2 separate regions of the Homo sapiens genome follow, and region 2 is linked to region 1. A link is a contact called in ENCODE Hi-C or POLR2A ChIA-PET data. All regions are on one chromosome and are shown on one strand. Each heading gives the region's core, a stretch centred on a gene start or an enhancer-like site at or near the end of the contact. The rest is flanking DNA. Distances are from core to core; before and after follow the strand shown.

The links. A loop is a pair of places that touch in the nucleus more often than their neighbours do. ChIA-PET counts read pairs that join two places held with the same protein, here RNA polymerase II (POLR2A). Pooled maps may share reads with other maps.
Region 2: a pooled map shows a loop between it and region 1 (5-fold over the local background). The contact joins two enhancer-like sites. A Hi-C loop is called at or near these places in 1 of 37 single-sample maps with no recorded cell type and 4 of 50 pooled maps. POLR2A ChIA-PET finds 5 or more read pairs at or near these places in 1 of 52 experiments (T-cell).

Annotation. Positions count from the first base shown.
Region 1 is chr7:111,010,773-111,017,318 of GRCh38, forward strand. The region is part of intron 3 of IMMP2L (inner mitochondrial membrane peptidase subunit 2); the gene reads right to left. Among named protein-coding and RNA genes, the nearest start is that of LRRN3, 77 kb to the right of the region's middle. Within about 2 kb of position 2,704, at least 6 of the 41 ENCODE cell types and tissues checked have a DNase peak (open chromatin) inside an H3K27ac peak, as active enhancers do.
Region 2 is chr7:111,524,626-111,531,171 of GRCh38, forward strand. All of the region lies in intron 1 of IMMP2L (inner mitochondrial membrane peptidase subunit 2), which reads right to left. Among named protein-coding and RNA genes, the nearest start is that of IMMP2L, 35 kb to the right of the region's middle. RefSeq lists enhancers at 2,586-2,655, 2,976-3,025. Within about 2 kb of position 3,071, at least 2 of the 41 ENCODE cell types and tissues checked have a DNase peak (open chromatin) inside an H3K27ac peak, as active enhancers do.

The DNA.
Region 1 (6,546 bases), core at 1,454-3,953:
AGCTCAGTGAGCATAAAGGAAGCACAGAGTTACAATCATAGGTCATGTTTTGGCCGGAGAAAGGACATTCATGGTCTCAAGACTACAAACGTGGCAAAGTTTCAACTGAAGACAAGTTTGAGGTATAGCCTCAAAGTTTACTGCTTAATGAGGCCATCAGAGCTGGACAAAAAAAAAAAGGTCAAGATACAGACCCAGGTGTTGAAAGTGTCCCCAGCATGCGATGAGTCAGGTCCATTATCACTGTGGAAACCAAGGGAGTACTCCTGAGATCAGTAGATGAGAGTAATCCTTGGCAAAGGGCTGTAGAAGTGAGTGGCACTGACGAGAGGGTAGAGATGTGATAACAGGCAATGATTATGGAAAGAAAAAAAGTACCCACTAAATTTTAAAATATATGGTTCTAGTTGCCAGTGGAAAGAGAGAAAATCATGTGCTAGATTAATCATGTTGAATTATGAAGACTAAATTTTAGACAGACTGCCATTTGCTGAGAGCAGTATTCATTACTATCTGATTCAGTAACGCTTATAACTAAGTGGTCAGACTATATACCTAGAGAAATATTGCTCATGTCATTCTAAAGCCACATGCACCCAAACTGGACAGGTAGCTGTGTTATTATTAAAGAAAAAAGTACCCAAAAATGCATGCACAACAGATAGTTTCCTTCAGGAATGCAGTGCATTTGAAAAACAATTTTCTGAAGAAAAGAGTCCCCTTACTATGTCATTACTCTGAAATGAAGTCTAAGGGGGAGGGAGGCAATAAATGGAGAGCCTGTGGCCTTCTTTTCTGGACCAGGATCATTTCTTATAGCTGAGTAATCATACCCTTAGCCAATATGATGTGAGAGTTTGCAGCTTTGCTACTGGGCAAGGAACGAATTCTGAAACCATGCTGCACTGAAGACGGCAACAACTGACAAGAGTGTCAGTGAGTGTTTTCTCTATATGAGTGAATAAACAAATGAAAACAAATAAATTACTCATTTACTTGTGTGATTTTGATAGGCTATGAATCAATTCTCACCAGGAAGAAAATGTGCCTTGGGTGGGGAAGGGTATGCCCTAAGCTAGAAATTGCTATGGCTCTGGTAGGAGAGCGAGCACAAAATTCTTATGACATTGCCATTTCCTGCCATCCTGTATTTCTCTCTGGGACTTCACAGCTGGGCAGCATATTACTGGAGCCCACTTTTCCAGAACCATTTCTACTCATGTGTGGAAGGCAAGAGAAGGTAAGTATGTCCATTTTCATCCCCCTGTCTATATTGAGTAACAGATATTTATGGAGTTCGAGTGGGAAAAAAGGTACAGGGAGAGAGAATTCTATTAGTTGAGGAGCTGAAATGTAATGCAGATCAAAGGTACAGGGATAAAATAAATTTCTATGGCTATTTCAGGTAAAATTTGATATGGCTAATTTTCATATGCACCATTTCTGATGAGATGTCCAAGCACGAGTTTTCAGAGTAACAATGCAATTATTTCCATTATCATTTTGAATTTATATTGTTATTCTTCCTTTAAGGAGTTTGAGTACCTCATACAATGTTGCAATTACTTTCAGAAATGACTCACTATAGTGCGAACAGTATTTCATAATAATGCAGCCAATAAAATAAAAACAAATATAAATTTCACCTAGGCAAATAAACATGAATGCATTCAGTTCCTCTACATTATACTTTTTCAATTTACAATGAAATAATTCACATATAGTAATATTTATATATGATATTAACATAGGGGCAAATGAAACATAGTTGATAAAGACACAATCCTGACTTTTAAAAAAATTTAAACCAACCTTAACAGAAATTATGTTTTAGAAGGCCAATAAATATAGATTTAGAGCGACTATTTATACATTACATATGTGGTAGCTATTCTGGAGTTTTAGGTAAGTTAGGGTGGACACATGTTTATAGGATCACAGAACAGAAATTTCAGAGATGAATGGGTCCAATCACTTTAGCTTACAGATTTATTAGTAAAGGCTTTAGCCCCTAACTTGCCGATGAGGAAATGAAAGCTGAGAGGGTTCACTGTATCTTATTTTTTCAGAACTTGTTCAAGCTTGTTGGGAGTTAGAAAATAACGAACATCCTAAATTATTGTAAGAAAATTTGCAATTAGGAAGAGGAAGGGCTTCCATATAGCTTATGTGCACTGCAGCTTTCATTCATTCAGCACAATTGTACTGCATACCTGACGTATTATACATTGCACTAGGTACAAGAACTATAGCAGTGAGCTAGATTGGTATGATTCCTAAATTCATGAACCCCACAATCCACTGAGAGAAACAAACAAGGAGAGAGGGCCTTAGAAGACCCCTAGATAAAGATTATATAAGGGAAAAGTACCTAAGGACAGATGAGGCTGTTGTGGTAAACATGTGTGAGACTGCAAAAGACCTTATAAGCCACGATAATAACTTCAGTATTAGTACTAAGAGCAATTGAGAACCACTTAAGAGTTTTATGTAAGAGGTAGACATGAGCAAATCATATTTTATAAATATGTTTCTGACTGAAGGAGGCAAGTCAAGGCAGGCAGGCTGGCCAATGAAAAGGCTTCTACAACACTTTAAGGCAGAACATGAAGTCTTGCACAAGGAAAGTAGCAATAAGGACAGAAAGAAACAGGCTTACTTTTCGAGGTAAGACTGAAAGAATTGGGTGACTGCCTGGATGGGAGGTGTGAGGGAGATGAAAACGGAAGGAGGGTGTGCAAGTTTCTGTTTTAGTAAGTGGGTGAACAGGAAGCCATTCAACATAAAAAGGAACACAGAAGGAGGAGAAGAGGAGGATTTGAGTGCAAGCAGGTTATGTTCACAGGCATCACTCCAAACTAACTCCTCCCACATACAAACTCCCATATATGCCCCTTGCCTACAAGTGGAAAAAATCATTCATTTTACAGTGAAGTAGAATGATTCCCTGTAACTTAGGCAATATTATAGAGTAAAATCTTAATTATGTATATCTTTTATTCGTTTAGTTTATCTGTGGTATATCTTGATTAAACATTAAGTAGACTGCTTATTTTTTTTTTCTTTTTTAAAAAACAAGTCTGGTTTACCACCTCATATAGCTTTCATCTTACCAAGAAAATTCTTTGAAAGACAAACATGTAAAAAGTTCCCTCATATCAAGGAGGTCTTGACCTAGGGGTCAAGTCAGGAAAACTGGACATATTTCCAGCTTCTCAAGTCATATATTCACAGCAAAACTTCATTATTTTGCTGGCAATTACTTTTCAGAAAAGTAGGCATATCCATAATCAAATATAAGTACAAACAGGCCAGGTGTGGTGCCTCACGCCTATAATCCCAACACTTTGGGAGGCCGAGGGAGGCAGATCACTTGAGGCCGGGAGTTTGAGACCAGTCTGGACAACATGGCAAAACCCCAAAAATACAAAAATTAGCCAGGCATTGTGGCGCATGCCTGTAATCACAGCTACTCAGAAGGCTGAGGCACGAAAATTGCTTGAACCTGGGAGGCAGAGGTTGCAGTGAGCCGAGATTGCATCATTGCACTCCAGCTTTGGCAGGAGAGTGAGACTCTGTGTCAAAAGAAAAAAAAATTGTGTGTGTATATATATATACACACACACATACACACACACTTATGTATGTACAAATTACATTTTAAATGCAAATATAAATGACTCCTGGATTAATCTTTGAATCACTGAACTCTGTTTTTATCATAAGTTGACTATTTAAAAGGCTTTTGGAATGATTTCTTGGATATGAAATGAAAAGCACAGACAACAAAAGCAAAAACAGACAAATGGAACTACATCAAACTTTAAAACTTTTGTGCATCAAAGGACACAGTCAACAGAGTGAAAGGTAATCTATGGAATGGGAAAAAAAATCATATATTTGATGAGGGGCTAATATAAAGAATATTCAAAAACCTCTTATATGCAACAACAACAAAAAACCAAATAAGCCATCTAAAAATTGGCAAAGGACTTGAATAGATATTTCTGCAAATATGACATACAAATGGCCAACAAGCTTGTGAAAATGCAAATCAAAACCACAGTGAGATATCATCCCACACCCACCCATTAGGATCACACCTATCAAACAAAAGAAAACACAAAAATAATAAGTGTTGTCAAAGATGTGGAGAATTGGAGCCCTGGTGCCCTGTTGGTGGCACTGTAAAATGGTGCATCCTCTATGGAATACAGTAAGGAGGTTCCTCAAAAAATTAAGATTAAAATTACCATATGATTCAGCAATGCCATCTCTGGGTATATACACAAAGGAATGAAAACCAAAGTCTTAAAGAGATATTTTCACACCCATGTTCACAGCAGCAATAGTCACAATAGCCAAGAGACAGAAGCAACCCAAATGTCCATTACCAGAAGAATGGACAAACAAATGTGATATGTACGTACAATGAAATCTTATTCAGCTTTAAAAAGGAAGGATAGCCTATCATGTAATAAAACATAGATGAACTTTGAAAACGTTATGCTGAGTGAAATAAGTCAGTCACAAGAAGACAAATACTGTATGATTCCATTTAAATGAGGTATCTAAACTAGTTAATATCATAGATACAGCAAGTAGAATGGTGGTTACCAGTGGCAAGAGACAGGAGGAAAGAGGGAGCTTTTTTAAAATGGGCATAGAGTTTTAGATTTGCAAAATGAAAAAGTTCTGCAGACCTGTTTTAAAACAACGTGAATATACTTAACACTACTAAAAAGTATACTTGCAAATGGTTAAGAGGGTAAATTTTGCTGTGTTTTTCACCACAATAGAAAAAAGGGCCACTTATTGTTTGAGTCTATCTACATGAAATGTCCAAGACAGGCAAATCAGTAGAGACAGAAAGTAGATTGGCAGTTGCTTAGAGCTGAGGAAACTGGCGGTAAATGGAGAGTGAATGCTAATAGGTAGAGGGTTTCTTTAGGGGGTAATGAAAATATTCTTGTATTAAATATTGCGGACAGTCCCAGAACTCTGTGAATATATTAAGACCACTGAATTGAATGATTTAAAAAAAAAACTTTTCGATGCTAGTGATTGACACACTTGTGTTGCCTTTTATATAGCCTCTCTCAAACACCAAAGACTCTTAAGCAATTCCCCACTTCAAACACTCTTAAGAAATATTATAAAGTAGTTCCTTCAGATATCTCAACAACTATTTTCTTAGATCCAATGCATTCAACTCCCTAGGAATCCTCAGACAACAAACTAAAATGTAGCACTAATAATGTTATGCTAAGAACAATGGCATAATGCCAGAAAATTTCAAGGATAAAAATATGAAATTCTCTTGCCTGAGATTTAGTGTGCATTGCAAAAAACAACTATATGTATCAGCCAGCTTGAGTAAGATGTTTTGACATCTTATCTCAACATCTAAAATTAAAACTACGTCTTCACTTTGCACTAAAAGCCTTGTGTTTCATCTAGGTTAAACTCAGATAAGAATATAGAATGAAGATTAGCTACATGGATGTTACTTGAATATTGTCTTCCTTCCCTGTCAAACTTGAAAAAAAGTCCAGTAATTATATATATAATAATTTATATATAAATTAATATATTTATATTTTTATATGATATATATTTTTATATATTTATATTTTATATAATATATATTTTACATTATATTTCAGATAATTATATATAATAAATATATATATTTATGTAGTTTATACTATATATTTTATAATATATATTTTATGTATTTTATATTATATATGTATATATTATATATTATAATATATAGTATATATAATATATAATACATACATATACATATATGTATATATGTACTATATATTATATATAATATATACATATATATAATGCATATATATTATGTGCATATATACATATATTAAACATATATAATATATAAATTATATTTCTATATTATATATAATTTTATATATATTTATATATAAAATATATATATTATATATATTATATAAATATAGTTTATATATGCATATATAATATATACTATATAATATATAATATATACTATATATTATATATAATATATAGTATATATTATATATAATATATATTATATAATATATTACATATAATATATATTATATATAATATATATTATATATAATTATATATATATTTATATATACTAATATATATTACATATATGATATATAATTATATGTATAATTATATATACTAATATATATTACATATATTATATATAAACATTATAGTCATTATACTCAACAGAACTTCATATTGCATTTTTTAATATATGTGCCTTTATTTATTTATTTATTTATTTATTGAGAAAGAGTCTCGCTCTGTTGCTGGAGTGCAGTGCTGTGACCAGGGCTCACTGCAGCCTCAACCTCCTGGGCTGAATCAATCCTCCTGCCTCAGCTGCCTGAGTAGCTGGGACCACAGGTACATACCACCATGCCTGGCTCGTATTGTTTTTTTAGAAATGGGGTCTCATCATGTTGCCCAGGCTGTTCTCACACTCCTAGGCTCAAGTGATCCTCTTGCCTGGGC
Region 2 (6,546 bases), core at 1,821-4,320, 510 kb after region 1:
GTTTAAAGGTCAGCTGTTTACTCACTCCTCAAGTTTATTACCTTCTGAAAATGAAAACAGGGGAAAAGTTAGCAAAGAAATATCACCCTGAATGTCTCCTCACATTTAGTTTACCTCCTTACTAGATTAAGAAAAAGTATCTGCAGAACAAACATTGCACAGAAAATGAACACCACTACCAGATCCTACTTTGTAACCTCTACGTGGTTCCATCAGAAAATGACTTCCAGTGGATTTTCTCTTTGCCCCACTAAGGCAGTTCAATCATCCATCCACTCATCTACCCAGTCACTTACTACCTGGCTCATTCATTCTTTCAACCAGTATTTACTAACGGTCTTCCACAAGCACTGTGTTAGGTACCAGGGAATCATAAAACAGTGAACAAGGCCAGTCCCAGTCCCTGATCTTATCAAGTTTTTACAGTCAACTATGGAGTGATAAGGGTCAATCTGAAAATCACATAAACATACATAAGAGTTGTAATAAGTGCTATAAGAGAGATACACAGAGGTCAGGAAAGGTCTTTGAGGAAGAGGCTGAACTGAAAAATGAGGAGAACTTCTCTAGATAAAGAACTGTGGGTAGGCAAGGGTATTCCAGAGAGCAGCCATGTCACATGCCAAAGTCCCTGGGTCAGGAGTGGCCATGTTGTGATGGACAACTGAAGGGAGGCTGGTGCAGATAAAGCACACAGGAAGTGGAAGAGCACAGTGGGACATGAATGGGAGGAGGCAATGTAAATCCCAGAGCAGTTAAGACCTCACAGGCCCCGTAAGGATTTGCAGCAAATGAGAAGTAACTGAAATGTTCTAAAATTGAGGTGAATGATCCTATCTGCATTTTGAAATAATCATCTATCTGAAAGCCTGGATAGGACAAAAATGGATATAGGGAAACCACATTATTCTAGTGGTCCAGGGCAAGAGATGATAGTTGGAGTAGCATGATAGTGGAGATGGATTAAAATGGGCAGATTTATGTATATATTTTGGAAGTTAAACTGACAGGATCTGGAAATAGATGGACAATGGTGGGAGAAGGAAGGAGATAAGAAAGTGTCAAGGGGCCGTGGTAGCCTGTCAAAGCACTGCTATTCTGTTGTTCTCTTGAATTACATGTCAAAATATTTAATACTAAAATTATGCTCATAATTCCATTCCTCAAACTTTTTTTTTGGCAAACAAGCAGATGTGCTCCCTGCCCTCAAGGAGTTACAATATACCAAGGAAGACTGCCCTTCAACAATTATTTCCAATGGATGAGCATTAAAAGGGACGATGGCCCTGAAGCATGACAGCATGAAGCAAGGCTGTCTATTCATCAGAAAATGATCAAGGAAGGCCTGCCCCACTCCACCCCCACCCCCAAAAAATGGCATTTGAGGCAAGACCTCGGCATTTCAGGTAAAAGCAGTAACATATATGAAGGCCTAGGGGCAAAATAAAATGTAGCTGTTTAAGAAACTAAAATAAGTTCAGTTTGGATAGAGTATATACAGAATTTATTACGTGAATTTTTAATTCAGTAAGCATTTATTTGCTATCAAGCAGCAATGCTAAGTACAGAGGATATAAAGATGGCTAAGCATACAGTATAGTACCATTCAAAAACTCTCACTAAACAATACCTTACATTTCAACATACATTTATATGTGCACATAAAAGTATTTAAAATTGAATATTTATATTGTTTTAATTGTTTAATAACCACTCATATGTTACTTGTGTAATTATTAAAGTATACCAAAAGAGGGAAGAAAGCAGCATCAAAATGCTAGCAGTGGTTAATTCTATATGCTAGGAATGGAGACGATTACTATTTTCTTCTTTGAATTTTTGCTGGTTTCTAAAACAGAAAGATGGTATCTGCCCTAGGAAGTCACTATGATATACAGATAATACGGGGTAACACTAGTGTTAATTTCTATCCCATCACAATGAACAAACCACACTCTCACCCCAATCTCTGCTGCTCTAAGTAGTACAAATAACACTGAGCAAGATTCTTTCCTGTTTATGCAGCAATCAATATATTTAACTGACTATAATGTTGTTTATGTAGCCAGTGCAGGCTATCTATATTTCTGGAAACTTCTGGAAAGTTCTGTCAAATATTCGCTACTTTTATTTTAAGAGGCACAGAATGGAAACATGTCTTCTCTTTGCTGTTCATCATGCCCTGCATGCATGGACCTTCACAAAACAGCTGAGGATACCTGCAGGACAGAAACGGAATGCTTCCAAATATGATGCCACAGCTATCTTAGTTATAAGGTAGTATGCATGATTAAAATGTAAATTAAGGGGGAAACATTAATAAAAGTTGCATTAAATTCACATTTCCTGAATTGTGAGCCTCCTCTTCTTTTCCAGTAATGCTCTCCTACATTACTTCTACTCCATGTAGTCACTGGTCCCCAAAAAGGAGCATGGTAATGAGACTCAGGAGACCTGAGGTAGATATCTGTCTCTGTCTATAACCAGTTCCATGACTTTGAACAAGTCACTTCTGGCCTGTTTCCTCATGTGTGACAAGAAGGGGCTTATTTGGGAGGCCAAGCAAGAGGGTCACTTCAGGTCAGGAGTTCGAGGCCAGCCTGAGCAACACAGCAAGACTTCCATCTCTAAAAATTTAAAAATTAGCAAGGCATGGTAGCATACACCTGTAGTCCTATCTACTTGGGAGGCTGAGGTGGAAGGACTGCTTGAGCTAAGGAGTTTGAGACTGCAGTGAGCTATGACTGTGCCACCACACTACAGCCTAGGTGACCAAACAAGACCCTGTCTCCAAAAAGGGGGGGGGGGTAGATTTAATATCTAAGGTTCTTTCTAAGCCAGAATTCTTTATTTCTATAACTTTTTATTGTCTTTTAACTGTTTCTTAAGAACTTTGGCAGATACTAAAACAAACACTGAGATCACTATTGACTAAGAAAAAGTGAGTTGCCTTTATGGTTTGAGACTTTTTTAAGTATTGAAAATAAAAGAGAATTAACTTTTTTTAAACAACTGGTTAAAAGACCCAACAGTGAGGGAGCTGAAACCAGTGCCAATGATGTAAAAGAACATTTTAAATATAGATAAAGACCTGAACACCGTTGCTCTTTCACTTCTCATTTCCACAACCTGACTGCTGACCAGAGCATTGCTACCATCGCCTGCACAACAAAGTCAGGGCAAGTGTTTTTCTGAGAGATTATAAAGGAGCATGTGGGAGATGTCTCAATCTGATATGTGCTGATCCTGCTCCAAGCCAAGGAAGCAAGAGCAATAAAAGCTACCCTGGAAACAAGGTACAAGTGGTTGCTATTTTCAGAGGCTCAAAAGAAAACGCTCAATTCAGTCCTGTTTTATCTGAATTGTGAGGGGCACCTATATTTCATAATAATAAAACACTGTTAAAAGCTTCTATCATGTAAATACTAAAGAAGCCATTCATACATGAAGAAATGAACACAACATTTCTATGTTGTCATATCCAATAATTTTCTTAAAGTTTTATGGCATTCACATATTGGCAAAGTTAATGCACCTCCTTGTCTATGTAAATTGCCAAAGAATCATTCAGATGATCCGGTCTTTTGTTCACACCTTAAATGTTTAAAACCACCACAGTAATAAGTACCTAGCCCCGACTTCCTCTGGGAAAATTTCATCTAAGCAATAACAATCAGGTACTAAAATCACCCCCAGCAAAAAGGGAATAATTTTTATCAGTTACCTCATTCTTCTTGTAACTATGGAAGTCACTGAGGTTCAAAACACTGCTCCTGAGAAAATTATTGCTTAAAATTGTAAGTACACCCAGTTCATTGTTGAAGTGCTTAAACTGAGAATATTTTTTAAATAAGCTTTCAGAATCAAGTGAAACCATATTTGCCACCTGGCATACAGCACTTACAAGTGAGAGTTTCTTGGTGATGCTGACCTCAACCACATAACAACCCACACTGTAAATTTCTCTCCTTCCCGTAACAACTTGTGGCTTGATCATGCATTAATTCATCTAAAATTGTTCTTAAGCCTGCTTATATTTTAGCTTGTACAAAGTCACCAATCACTCATCCATGGCAACCAGGTGGATAAATCCACCACAAGTCATCCTAATTATAAAAACTATTTAAAAGTTGTGTGGGAGGTTTGAAGGTAAGAGGAAAATAATAAGTTATAAAGCAGTATCTTATGTAAAATGTAACCTTTCAATCATCATAAGCCTACACAAAATCAAGATTTTATTTATAAAGAGGAAACCATCAAACTATGAATATCAGAGAACACAAGAGTAGGGATCCAAGCAAATCTGACACACAATTCCTGAATCAGTCAGTATATGTGTACCTACCATGCACCATGGAATTGTGCTAAGAGATAAATATGTGTTATAGAACAAGGTCAGCATGGTCCTTTCTCCACGTAGAGTTTGCATTTTCATTCTTTCAACATTAAGTGCCTACTTTGTGCTAGACACTATGTTAAGACACCAGATTGACCAAGCCATACTTCCTCCCCAGAGGGACCTGTGACAAGGTCACAAGAAACAAGTATATGACCATAAATAATCCAGCTATCATCCTCCACGGATCTTTCTAGCAGCCCCTGGTACCAATAACCTGGCTCGGCAAACAGAGCCTAAGCATGTGAAAAATCAGGAGACATTTGGATACATGTGGTCTAATACAAGGATAAAAAAGAAAAACTGATGAATTACAACAATTTTGGTTCCACTGGAAGCAGATCCTGGCAAGTAATCTATAGAAAGCAATTTAAAAAATTTTTTCAGGACTATCTTGCTCCTTTCACATTATAAGTAAACAATATTTTATAAACAGACACTTAGTACTCTTTAGAACATGAATACCAGTATCAAATTCTTTATCTTTAGTCTTGTCTGACCTAGTAGTTCTCACTTGAAAATTCTCAGGAAAGACCAAAATGGCACATACACAAAAAAAGAAATAAGAAAGAAAGAGGAAAACCAGCCAAAAATAATAAAGGAGGAGAAATGTAATTATGTAAGGCATAAAGTTAGTCATTTTTTGGCAAAGATACCCAATAAAAAAGTCAACACTGATACAATGATGAAGCTAAGCCCTATAAAATTGCTTCTTTCATGGAGATAATTGTGACTTTCTGTTGGTAAACTGATAAGCATCTGGATACTAAGAGAAGAGAGGTTAAAACTGATGTATTCAATCTTAAGTCAGCAATATGTAAAAACAAATGAATTTGAAGGTCATGCTCTAGTACAACTGATGTAGAGAGAAAATACAACCAGGAAACAACTAGGATACAGAAATTCATAAAGGCTTCCTGATTTTTGGTAAGGACTCCTTCAACTTGCAAACATCATGCATTTATGCACACCCTTCCCTCTGATTCAGTGGAAAAGCAGGCCCCATCCTATCCAAGGTGCTCTTCAGAAGCAGCATCAGCAAAGAGGGAAAGTCAGTGAAAACCTGGTGGGCTTTGAATCCAAGACCTCAGTTCAAATCGTGATTCAACAGTGTGGAAATTACTTTATCTCAGTAAGCAAAATTTTTCATCTGTGAAACCTTGCAGGGTTTCCAGAGGTTCAAAATGTTCATATGTGTTTGTTTTCTTTTGTTTACATAAGCATTTGTGTAAAGAAAATGACTAGATCATCAAATAAAGGATATTTCTTCAGATAAAGCACTAGCTATGTCTAAGGAAGAGGACTAGTAATAACAAATCAAAAAAGGATAACAGAATTAAGGATGTCCATTACAGACAATAAACCAATAAAGCCCATCTTCTAGGTGATAAGACACCTAATACATAATCATTTTGTTCTGCTTTGAACCTCATGCTGTTCTAAGATTTGACCAGTTAGGGGCAATCATATGTACTGATATTAACCAGTTAACAAGAATGTATTCAGCACTGTCTTAGGTGTCTTGAGATTTTTTTAAAAGCAAAATAAAAGGAAATATAAGACTTAGTGCCAGAATTGGACCACAGGGATAGATTATATAATATTCATTGAGGAAAGAATAAAAAGGAAGAAAACTGGAATTACAGGAAAAAAATTCATGATGAGAAAGGCTAAAAAGAAAAAAAAAGGAATTAGAATGTAGGTGGTGGGTTTAAAAATGTTCATTATAAAATTCTTAGAATGTTTCTGTATGTTTAAAATTTTTCCTCAAAACTTTGGAAATAAAAGAATAAATTACATCTGTTAAGTCACTCAGATAAAAGAAAAATATAATTAGAATGAAGATGCATACAGCCCATCTGAGATAGCAAGAATGCTGGCCAGATCAGCGAACAGGACCTATATTAAGACAAGTGAGACATAAGACTGAATATTAATTTTTTTTTTTTTTTTGAGGCAGAGTCTTGCTCTGTCACCCAGGCTGGAGTGCAGTGGTGTCAGCTCACTGCAAGCTCCGCCTCCCGGGTTCACGCCATCCTCCTGTCTCAGCCTCCAGAGTAGCTGGGACTACAGGCGCCCACCACCACGCCCGGCTAATTTTGTTTTGGTATTTTTAGTAGAAACAGGGTTTCACCATGTTAGCCAGGATG